2 separate regions of the Mus musculus genome follow, and region 1 is linked to region 2. A link is a loop called in an ENCODE intact Hi-C map of the cell type or tissue named here. Cell type or tissue: heart. All regions are shown on one strand. Each heading gives the region's core, and the rest is flanking DNA. Links, peaks and the distances in the headings are about the cores only. Region 1 holds the start of Gtf2f1 (general transcription factor IIF, polypeptide 1). Region 2 holds the start of Gpr108 (G protein-coupled receptor 108).

Evidence for each region. A loop is a pair of places that touch in the nucleus more often than their neighbours do. Peaks named below come from ENCODE experiments on the same cell type or tissue, not always from the same donor. Only the 100,000 strongest peaks of a DNase experiment are listed, where the experiment ranks them.
Region 1: a loop joins it to region 2, with 2.2 times the contacts of the local background. A loop is called at or near these places in 2 of 42 quality-filtered maps.

What each region holds. Positions count from the first base shown.
Region 1 is chr17:57,008,902-57,014,270 of GRCm38, reverse strand. Gtf2f1 (general transcription factor IIF, polypeptide 1) reads left to right here and starts at 2,983. Exons shown (of 13, transcript NM_133801.2): 1 at 2,983-3,162; 2 at 3,249-3,295; 3 at 4,511-4,583. The coding sequence starts at 3,151. It also overlaps the pseudogene Gm17949. In heart, for the core only: a CTCF peak has its summit at 2,894; DNase peaks (open chromatin) are centred at 1,720, 1,880 and 2,750; H3K4me3 peaks cover 2,518 bases; H3K27ac peaks cover 2,100 bases.
Region 2 is chr17:57,245,865-57,251,233 of GRCm38, reverse strand. It overlaps Gpr108 (G protein-coupled receptor 108), which reads left to right and starts at 3,545. Exons shown (of 17, transcript NM_030084.4): 1 at 3,545-3,723; 2 at 4,351-4,470. The coding sequence starts at 3,598. Trip10 (thyroid hormone receptor interactor 10) reads right to left here and starts at 1,783. Exons shown (of 15, transcript NM_001242389.1): 1 at 1,663-1,783; 2 at 377-492; 3 at 223-279. The coding sequence starts at 1,686. In heart, for the core only: CTCF peaks have their summits at 1,735 and 2,746 (motif pointing left); DNase peaks (open chromatin) are centred at 1,213, 1,783, 2,753, 3,463 and 2 weaker places; H3K4me3 peaks cover 4,585 bases; H3K27ac peaks cover 4,256 bases.

The DNA of each region.
Region 1 (5,369 bases), core at 237-5,236, 240 kb after region 2:
GTCTGCCTCCTGTGTGCTTGGCTCTTTTTCTTTCCTTTACCCCCAACCCCTTTACACTCATATACTGAGCACAAGGCCTCACAAAATGCTAGGCAAACCCTTGTTCTCTGAACTAGGCTCTCAGACTCCTCATACTTTATTTTAGAGAAAGAGTTTCACATAGCCAGGCTCATTGGAAACTTATACTGTCCTTAAACTCAGATATCTTGTCTCTGCCTCCTGAGTGTTGGGATGAACGGTCCAATGACCAAGTCCAATGACCTTGAACTGAACTTCCAATCTTCTTGCCTCCACCTTCCTGAGTGACAGGCTTGTCCTACTATGCCCATCAGATATTCTAAGACTCTACCAGTTTACATTACCTGATACACCATCAATCTAATTCTAGATAAATGTCTCTACTTTGCTGTGTAGGGGAGGAAGTATGTCCCTTCTCAGCAATTTGCTTCCTGGACATTTTCGGTAGGATCCACTGAATATGTGGGTGTGCAGTTTATGGGTACAGCAGCTGATTTGTTTAAGTAACTTATTTATAGGGTCTATGTTACCCAGGCTGACCTCAAATTCCCCATTCTCCTGCCTCAGCCTTCCAGGTCCAAGGATAACAGGTGTTTGTCACTTCATCTGGCTTTCTTTTTCCCTCTCTCCTTTCCTCTCTTCCTTTGTCACTCCCTCCCCCATGCCTGATATAGTCCCTGACATATCCCAGGCTAGAATCTTTTGTTTGTGGGGGAGGGCTAGTTTAAGACAGGGTTTCTGTGTGTCGCTGGCTGTCCTTGAACTCACTCTGTAGACCAGGCTGGCCTCAAACTCACAGAAATCCTTCTGCCTCTGCTTTCCCAAGTGCTGGGATAAAAGATGTGTGTCACCACTGCCTGGCTGGGCTAGACTCTTATTCGATCTAAAAAAAGGTTATTAGATCTCTTTTATCATTTATCTAGTTGGAGAAGGATGGCACATGTGCCATTCATTCACAGGAGTCAGTTCAGGGGTTGAATTCAGGCTGTGAGGCTTGGCCGCAAAATGTCTTCACCCAGTGTGCCATCTCTGGCCCGTAGCACAGACTGGCCTGTCTATGTAGTCAAGGGTGCCTTGCCCAGCATGCACCCAGTTTCTGCTGGGTATGGGACCCAGGACTTTGCGCATTCTAGGCCAGTGACCTTTTTTTTTTTTTTTTTTTTTTTGATTTGTGAGTGTTTGTTTACATGTATGTGTGAGTGTGTGCAAGACCAGAAGAGAGTACAGGAAACCCTGGAAATAGAGTTAACAGATAGTTGTGAGCTGTCATTTGGGTGCTGGGAAGCAAACCCAGCTTCTGGACAGGAGCAGCCAGTGTCCTTAACTCTTACATCACCACAACACTGTCAGATAAGAACAGGTTAGGGCTGCAAGGCAGTCACTGGGCCAGCAGACCCTGGCTTCCTGGGGACTCCGTCCAGCCATGAGTGACCCCATGAACTCCTGTGAACTCTCACCGTGGGTACCAGGAGTCCCTTCTGCATGATGTCCCGGATCTGCCGTCCCCTCTGGGTGCTTCTCTGAGCCTCCTCCCGCAGCAGCTGGCCCAGCTCCACATGGTAGAAGCCGTATTTCAGAGCCATGTTTCTGCACTGGGTCCCTTTCCCGCAGCCGGGCCCCCCCACCACGAAGATGATCAGGGGATACCTCAGGATATCTATGGTGTTCAGGGAAGAAAGATGGTACTAGTGCAAGTCTATAAGAAATCCTGGACTCACGTTGAAGCATCCCCCTGTGGGGATTTTCCTGAGCCATTTGCACAGACCTCCATGAAGTGCCTTAGTGACTCCATCACCCCATTTTACAGATAAAGAAGAGGGCCCTCAAACTCACCCAGTAGCACCCTGCTCCGCCCACCATGCGGTCCTTTCTATGCTGCCTGCTTGTGCCTCTAGTCACACAACCTCTGAGTTGGGATAAGACCTCTCTGCCCTTTCCTCTCCTCCGCAGTCAGCCCTCGTTCTTTGTCCCTTTCAGTTCACTTTGGTCTTCCTAGCCAGCCTCTGTAACTTAAGGCGCACTCCCTGAAGGCGGAGAAATGAATGCCTCCCCTACTAGACACATCTGTGGAGTCAGTTGTTTATGCAAAGACAGTCATGGAATCAGCCTATCTCATTCCTCTCAAGTTCAATGCCTGTGCCTCCCTTGCCCCTCTGCTTAACCAACTCCTTTGCATCCCGTAGGCTCCCTTTCTCTGATTTGTCCCCAGAGAATAGTACTTTCCATTTCCGACACTGGCTCCTCTACTCAAGTTATATGCCAAAGGCATCAACCAACAGTGAGGTGGGAGCATGCGCAGATGCGTTCCTTCCGTGCAGGGGTTGGTGTACACCCCCAGGTAGTGGGGATACTTGCCCATCTCCCCCTTTCGTTGGCCCATGTAAACCAACCACCCCACGTCGTTACCCTTCTCCTGGGGCCTCAAAGCTCTGCCCAGCTGGGGCAGCGTGGACTCGCACAGACCCATCCCGCCCGCAATGCCGGGGTACGCTGGGGCCCTGTCTCCACCCTGCACCGAGTCCCCGGCTCCGCTCTACGTCACAAGGGACTCATTTTGCAAGATCCTCGGGATCCCCATATCCCAGGACACAGAAAACTGAACCTCAGACCCGCCCCAGAAGAGCCGAAGAAGCCACCCCACAGAGTGGGCCTCGGTTGCCATGGCAACTCGGCCTCCGTTCCCGCTTCTTGGACACATTTACGCTTGCGCAAGAGGATCGAGTTCGCGTCTACCAGGAGACTCCATTTCCACCCTACCCAGGATGCTCCGCGGTGCCTGCGTCGTGACGTCACGACGGGCGTGTCTACACGTGACTTTTCCGTGGTATATAAACAGAGAACGCCGCCAAAAGGTGGCTTTCTCTCCGAAGCTGGTGATCTAGAGTAGTTACAGCGGCTGCGCTCTTCTCGGTGTGGCAGCTCAACTTCCGGGTCAGGCTCTAACGCATGCGCAGAGAGTTAGGTCTCTTTTTCTCGTCTTCCAGCATTCTCCGAGACTTAAGGATTTGGAAATCCAAAGCACAGCATCACACTAACGTGACAACCAGGAAAGGTGCCTTCCCTTTCCTGGAGCCGAGGGACACAACGAAGTTCATCCCGTCAGGCCGACCGGGAGCAGCTTGAGCAACGGCCATGGCGGCTCTAGTGAGTATGAATGAGGTGGGGACAGAGGTGTCGCAGAACAGACCCCGCGCCCTCTCCTCGCCTTACAGACCCCTGCTCTCTTGCAGGGCTCCAGCAGCCAGAATGTCACCGAGTACGTCGTCCGAGTCCCCAAGTAAGTCCCCGTCCACCCACACTCCAGAACCTCGGCCCTGTGTTCCCCTGCCACCCCGTCCAAGACACAGTAACAGTTACCCCTTGGTAGTTAATGTCAGGGGTCGGTGACTTTGCCCTGAGTCAGACGGGTCAGGTCAGACATGGTGACTGCCTTTAATCTCAGCACTTGGGAAGCAGATGTAAGAGAATTTCTGTGAGTTCGCAGCCAGCCAGGTCTGTATAGTGAGTTCCAGGACAGCCAGGGCTACATAGTCGGGTCCTGTCCCAAAATAAAAGAAAACCCCAAACTGGTCACAGGTGGTATACATCCTGTTTTTTTGTGCCAAGTGCCATGTCCCTCAACTTCTAACTTTATTTTAGGTGGGTACATGCTAGGCAAGTACTCCACCACCGAGCCACACCCAGCCCCCTCTTAAGTTTTGTTTATTTTGAAGACAAGAGTCTTACTGTGTAGTTCAGATGGTTTGATCAGGCTGGCTTTGAACCCACTCAGATCCATTAAGACCCTTGCCTGCCTGCCCTTCTTTCTACATAGGGGTCCTCCGCACTTTTGGTTCCTTTTTTCTTTTTTTCTCTTTTGGTTTTTCGAGACAGGGTTTCTCTGTGTAGCCCTGGCTGTCCTGGAACTCACCTTGTAGACCAGGCTGGCCTCGAACTCAGAAATCCACCTGCCTCTGCCTCCCAAGTGCTGGGATTAAAGGCATGTGCCAACTCTGCCTGGTGGTCCCTTTGTTTCTTGAAGATTTAATTTATTATCTATGTGTATGAATGTTCTCTCTTGTCTCTCCTCTCTCACTCTCGCTCTTGCTCTCGCTCTCACTCTTTCTGTATGTGATGCTGTAAGAGAGCCTAGTGTCTGTGGATCTTTATCTGATGGGGTTGGGTTGGATGAGATGGATCTTGATTCTTTAAAACAAAACAAAACAAAACCCCTGAAAAACTAGAGCGTGGTTCTCAACTTGCAGGTTGCCTAAGACCATCGGAAAACACAGATATTTACATGACCATTTATAGCTTACAGTTGTGAACTAAACAAAAATAATTTTATGATTGGGTCACCGCAGCATGAGGAGATGTATTAGAGGGTCAGAGCTTTAGAACCATTGCTCTGGAGTCTTTTATGAGTTCCCAGAATTACCTACAACCAAGGGTGTAAAGCATAGATTTGTTGAATGAATAATCAATAGATTGAATAGTTTCTTGCCCATTCCAGGAACACAGCCAAAAGATACAACATAATGGCTTTTAATGCAGCCGATAAAGTCAACTTTGCTACCTGGAACCAGGTAAGTGGGTGATTCTGGGTGGCTGGGGCAGGGACCTAACCCTGGGCTGGTGACTATGTATAGTAATAACTTTACTGAAACGATGGTGCCCACACCTGTGGCTCCAGCAGATTTGTGATTCCAGCCATTTGGTGGCTGAGGCAGAAAGACTGAGTGTTTTAGACCAGCTTGTGCTACATAAATCCTAGCTCCAAAGAAAAGAAGTGCAAAGCAAAGCAAAGCATGTCAGAGGATGTGGTTCAGTCAGTAGAGCACGAATCTAGCATATATGAGGCCAAGCTGGATCCCCAGCGCCATGTATACTAGCCATGGTGGCACACGCCTGTCATCCCAGCACGGGAAGGGGGTAGGACCTCAAACTGAAGATGATCCTTGCCTGCACAGTAAAGCCCACGATACATATAGACGGTGTCTTTTTTTTTTTTTTTAATGGTTTTTCAAGACGGGGTTTCTCTGTGTAGCCCTGGCTGTCCTGAAACTCACTTTGTAGATCAGGCTGGCCTCCAACTCAGAAATCCACCTGCCTCTGCCTCCCAAGTGTTGGGATTAAAGGTGTGCGCCACCACTTGCCAGCCACAGACCATGTCTTAAAAAAGTAAAGTAGTGGGTAGCAAGATAACTCAGTGAGCAAAGAGGTGGCTCCAAGTGTGTCCTTGGATCTCATACAGGCAATGTCATGTACAACCTCCACAAAAAGAAATACACTTTAAAAGTTTGGGGTTTTTGTTTTTAAGAAAAAGCCAGCTGGCCGTAGTGGCACATACCTTTACTGCCAGTTCGAAAGCA
Region 2 (5,369 bases), core at 101-5,100:
TAAGAAGCCCCCAAATAACTCAGCTACAGCACAGTGAGGGGAAAATAGAAGCTGAGAATTTACAAACCAAAAAGGGCTCCCTGCTGGAAGCGAGTAAATTCCACCTTAGGACATCCAGACTAACAGGAGGTGGGACTGGAAGTGTGAGGTAGAGTGGCCTCTAAGAAGGTGAGAGACCTGCGCCTCCAGCCCCTCCCTCGCCCCTCCCCCTCCCATTCTTACTTGACTTCAGGGTCATCTTTGGTAGGTCTCTTGGGAAGATACTTTTTCACCAGGCTCCTAAAGGTTGGGACAGAGGCAGGGAGGCTAAGAACGCGGACCTCCTGCGGTCTCCCCTTGGAGTCCCAGAGCAGCGAGCACCCACCCTCATGCTCACCGGAGTTGCTTAGCATAAGCCTGCTCCACCTCCGCGCGTTCTTTCACGAACTTCACGTATTTGTCCAACAAATCCAGCCCCCACTGCGTGTGGCGTTCCAGCACCTCAAACTGATCCTGATTGCAGGAGCGCGATTGGGGAACGTTAGGGTCACCTGGGTAGGAGGCACCGAAATCCCAGCGACCCGGAACAGCGGAGGTGGGGTGGGGTGGACAATCTCTCGGGGCTTAGCGGTTCCAGCAAGGGCTGGCTGGCTTCCCCAGGCGCCGCCCCGGCGTGGCGCAGGGGAGGCAGGAAGCTGGCGGGAACCCCCATGTCCTCCTCCAGGGAAGGGCCTGGACAACACGGCCAGGGCCCCAAACCAGACAGCAGGGTCTCTCGGAATCGGGGTGGCCAGCAAGGGTGTGGAAGGAGGCTAAACCACGCCAGTTCCCTCACCCCTCCTCTAATCCCCTCCAAATTCCAAAAAATCAAGAGGGCTTGGCACAAAAATCAGGCACAGAAGGGATGAGTTCGTGCAGCTCAAAGTGCGTGGAAGCAGGGTCGGGGGGCCTCTATGGCCAAATTTCCCCACTCGCCAAGATCCCCCGGGATCCTCAGTTGAGTGACTCAGTTTCCCCTGCTTCTGTGATGCCTCCACTATAGTGGCTCACCCCCACTACATCCTAAGATTGCACCGCCTCCAGAAAGAGGAGGGGTCAATAGTCCGACAAGGATTCAGGGAAACTTCTAGGGCTTCCTGGGTGAGGTTAAGAGGCGGGTAAGGGGTGGCTCCGCCCAGCGCCCGGGGCCGAGTCCTATAGCCCCTTCCCCTCCCCCTCAGCGTTCCAATTGTAAGCGGGGAAGGAACCCGGTAAGGCCCCACGTGGGACAGAAGGTGACCAAAGGGTCCCCTCCCCCTCCCAGCCGGACAGGCGGGCGACGGGCAGGGACCCAGGGGCCGTAAGATTAGCCTCCAAGCCAGGCCAGGGCGCTCAAAATAGGTGACCTCACCCAGCTGTCCCCCCTCCCTGGCCTGGTCCAGGGACTTCTTCAGATGGTCTTCCTCTCAACTCTGTGCCTCAGTTTCCCTATGCGGGTCCTGGGCAAAGTATCCCTACGTCCTCGGGGCGTCTTGAAAGTCCCAAAGGAACTTTTGAGTGAGTGCGGAGGGCAGAGGGCGGGGACCCAAGGGATCAGCTGCAAGGGAAAGCGTGGAGTCCGGGCTAAGGTACTTCGGGGACAAAGAGCGGAGAAGCCAGGACCCCAGCAAGGGAGAACCGTGGGAACTGGGGAAAAAGACTCACCCACAACTCGGTACCCCAATCCATGCTGCTCTTGCCGCCCAGGACGCCACCGCCTCCTGCCCGGGTCTCCGCCGCCCTCCACCGGAGACTCAGCCCCAGGGCAGTGTGCCCAACCTCGCCCCGCCCCGCCGCCAGGCCACGCCCACCAGCCTAGATTACAACGCCCCTTCGTGCCTTTCCACGCCTCTACTCTGCCGAGCCCCCAGCGGGGGGCTCTGAGGGCGGAGTCCAGATGATGCCCCGCCCCCCATTAAAGGGCCATGCGCCACCTCAAAGTACGCCTCGATTAATTTTCAAAATTTGTACCCCATATTTCTCTCCTCTGCCATCCCAAACTATTCATCCTTTCCTTTCAACTTCGCATTTTTTTTATAAAGGGTCAAGAGATCAAAACCCCAAATCCAAGCAGTCTTTCCCACGTGTCCCCACTCCATGGCAGGGAAAATCTGTGGTTGGTCATTAGGCTCTTGCGGGGACCTACTCGGCTCCAGAAATCTCCATTTCGTCTCACTAATAGTCTGTTTCCCTCCGGCCACAGAGATGGGATGACTTCGATCTTGCCCAGGATGCACATCCAGCCAAGGCCAGGTCCATTAGCACCCCCCAACACCACCGCATCCTGACTTCTCTTCCTTCCCGCCAGAGTCTCCTCTGAGAAACAGAGGACAGGTTGTCCTTTGGGCACCGTTCTGGGCTAGGCACACACTCACACACACACACACACACACGCATGCACGCACAGCACCGCGCACTTGCACTTGACTACACATTTTCCAGCCTCATTCAGTATGTAAGGCCCAAATCAGAACTGCCTCTAGATTCTGGGACCCTGGGGCTTAGGATTTCGGGTCCTCCCAATCATAAAAGTCCTTTCACGCCTTGTAAACCCCCTTAAGGCTCCCGGATAAAAGGGAAGAGGCCCTGTTGGCTCCCACCCCACTCTCCCTGGCTGTAGGTGCTTTCTCCGCCGCTACGCAAGTGTCAAAACACCATTGTGTTGCAGCTAGAAGAGCAGTCTAGACTTCTGAGGAAAGACGCCCTGGAGCCAGTGCTGGAACTGAGGCTCCAATAGGCCTTGGCCCCACCTGCTGGTGGCTTGTGGGCTAAGCTCTGAGATGTAAAGTGGGGTAGAGGGATGGTGGAGGAGGGTGGAGAAGGACTCAGAGTCCCAGTGACGAAAAAGGTATCACACTACGGTGGGAAGCTTCGCGCCAGGGTCAGCAATCTAATTAAGAGTTGCAAGCTACAACTAGGATCCAGCAGCTGGGACTCTTCCAGATCTGAGGACTCAGTAGGAATTGAGGAGCCTATGTTTCAGTTTGAAGTAGGGAACTCAGCTGCTGCAAGGTTACGCCTAGGGCGGAGTCTTCAGGTAGGACCTACAGCGGCATTCAGCCGAGGATTAGAGATCAGCATAGTGCGAAGAATTTTAGGCTTTTCGGTGGCCCAGCAAAGTTGAAACAAGGTAAGCTCATAGACGCGTACGTTGACTAAGTCTCCACTTCTGGCCGGGAGCAGGGTATCGGGGAAGTGAGGGGTGGGAGAGGAAGTGCGTCCTTGGGAATACTGGGAAATGTAGTTTATGCATGCTTCGTTGCACGGATCTGCTCCCTCTATATTCTGGGTAATGTAGTCTTGGACCGTTAAGAGTTGCTGAAGGAATTCCGCTTTAAGGGACGGATATGGGTTCCTGGATCATTGGTGAATCGTCCTGTTCCTCAAACTACATCCGGGACAATCTGTTTAGCGATTGGAGAGTATGAAAGCCGGGGCTGAAAAGGATAAGCACGCCCATTTGGGAGGCCTTCTGACAATCAAAAGAATCTCAGTTGCTAATTGGGTGACTAGACCACGTCGTGCGACTATTGGCTGAAAAGTGGGTAGGCCTTATCAGGCGTCAGAGGCTGTGTTCGGGGGGCAGTCGCAGCCCCAGAGATGGCAGTGAGCGAGAGGAGGGGGCTCAGCGGCGAGAGCCCAACGCAGTGCCGATGGGGATACTTGTCGCTGCTGGTGCTGACGCTGAGCGGCTGCTCAGGCCGTATCCACCGGCTGACTCTCACAGTGAGCCCCGCAGGCTTGGCCTCGTTGTCTCCCCCCATAGCTCCGCCGGTGGATGGAGCAGCCGCACCCCCCACTGCAGGCCGCTAGTGGTCTCGTCCCGGGGTCTCCCCGCCCGGTGCTCGTAATGGGTTGGCCTGGCTTAGAGGGCGGGGCTTCATCTCCTGGGACCCCTGACTCCTGGCGCTTAAACTTTCAGGGAACACTTGGTAACAACCATAGGACCTGGGAGGAAGGGGTACCACCTGGTAGGATCTTCCTGGAATTCACTTAGGGGAGTGACAGGAGACTACTTTCAAAATTTAGCCCAGATAGAATCGAAAACTTTTCTGGAAAGTCGAAACTAGTCACACCAGCCTATGTAGCCCGCTCTCGGGGTGGTGCACGTCTATATGGGGACTGTCATGGGGTTGCCAGGGTTTCACCCCATGGACACACAACCCCACCCTCTAGCTGCCTCGGACTGAAGTAGGAAAATGTCACCAGCACCAATACGATGTACCCAGGAAGGCTTTCTCACATGCTCCTGTCCTGAATAAAAATGTATAGAGACGCTCAGGGAAACACGCCGTCGTGCTGGACTTGGTGGGGAGAGTGCCCTTGTGCCACTGTGTCTTTGGTTTCCTGCAGGGGGAGAAGCGAGCTGACATCCAACTGAACAGCTTCGGATTCTACACCAATGGTTCCCTGGAAGTAGAGCTGAGCTTACTGCGACTCAGCCTCCAGGAGACAGAAAAGAAGTTGCCAAAGGTGAGGGGGCTCATGGGAGGACTCAGTGTGCAAGTTCTGGGATTCTGTCTTAGCTCTGTCCCTCACCGGTGTGATCTGTGGCCAGTCTCATAGCCTTCCCCACCTGTCACCTAAGAATGAATACAGTGTCTCATGCAGTCTGGGTTTGAGGGTACAGATTTGTCATCTTAGTGTCCCTGCTGGCTTAGGCAGGAGGATCAGAAATTAGCCAGCCAGTATATATGTAACATATATGCATGTATATAATGCATTTTAATCATACACGCTTCTCCCCCTAACTCCTCCAAAATCCATTCCCACCTTCCCAAACTCCTCCCAATCTCATGTCCTTTAAAAAAAAAAAAAAAAAAAAAAAAGATATGGCCTCACTATGTAGCCCCAGATAGCCAGGAACTCTGTGTAGACCAGGCTGGCCACAGACTCAGAGATCTGCCAACCTCTGTCTCCCAAGTGCTGGGATCTAAGGCCGGTGCTCTTGTTTGTTTGTTTGTTTGTTTCTCCTGGGGCCACACCCTCACTCACTCAGCATCTATCAGCTAGCTGTCCACAGCTCCCCAGTTAGGTGTAGGGGTTCAAACACCCCTCTTCCCTCCATGCTGGAATGTTGACTGACTCGATCCTGTGTGGGCAACCACAGCTGCTGTGAGTTCATAAGCAACAGTCTGCTGTGTTCAGAGGACAATGTTCCCCTCTTGCCCTCCTCAGCCTCTGCCTTTACAGTCTTGACTCTTCCTCTTCCTCTTTCTCTTCCTTTTCCTCCTCCTCCTCCTCCTCCTCCTCAGTTTCATTCCCTGAGCCTTGGGTGAAGAGGTGTGATATAAATGACCCATTGGGAGTGGCCTTGTGGTTTTTTTGGCAGAGAGGTAATGTTCAAGACAGGGTCTTGGAACTCAATATGT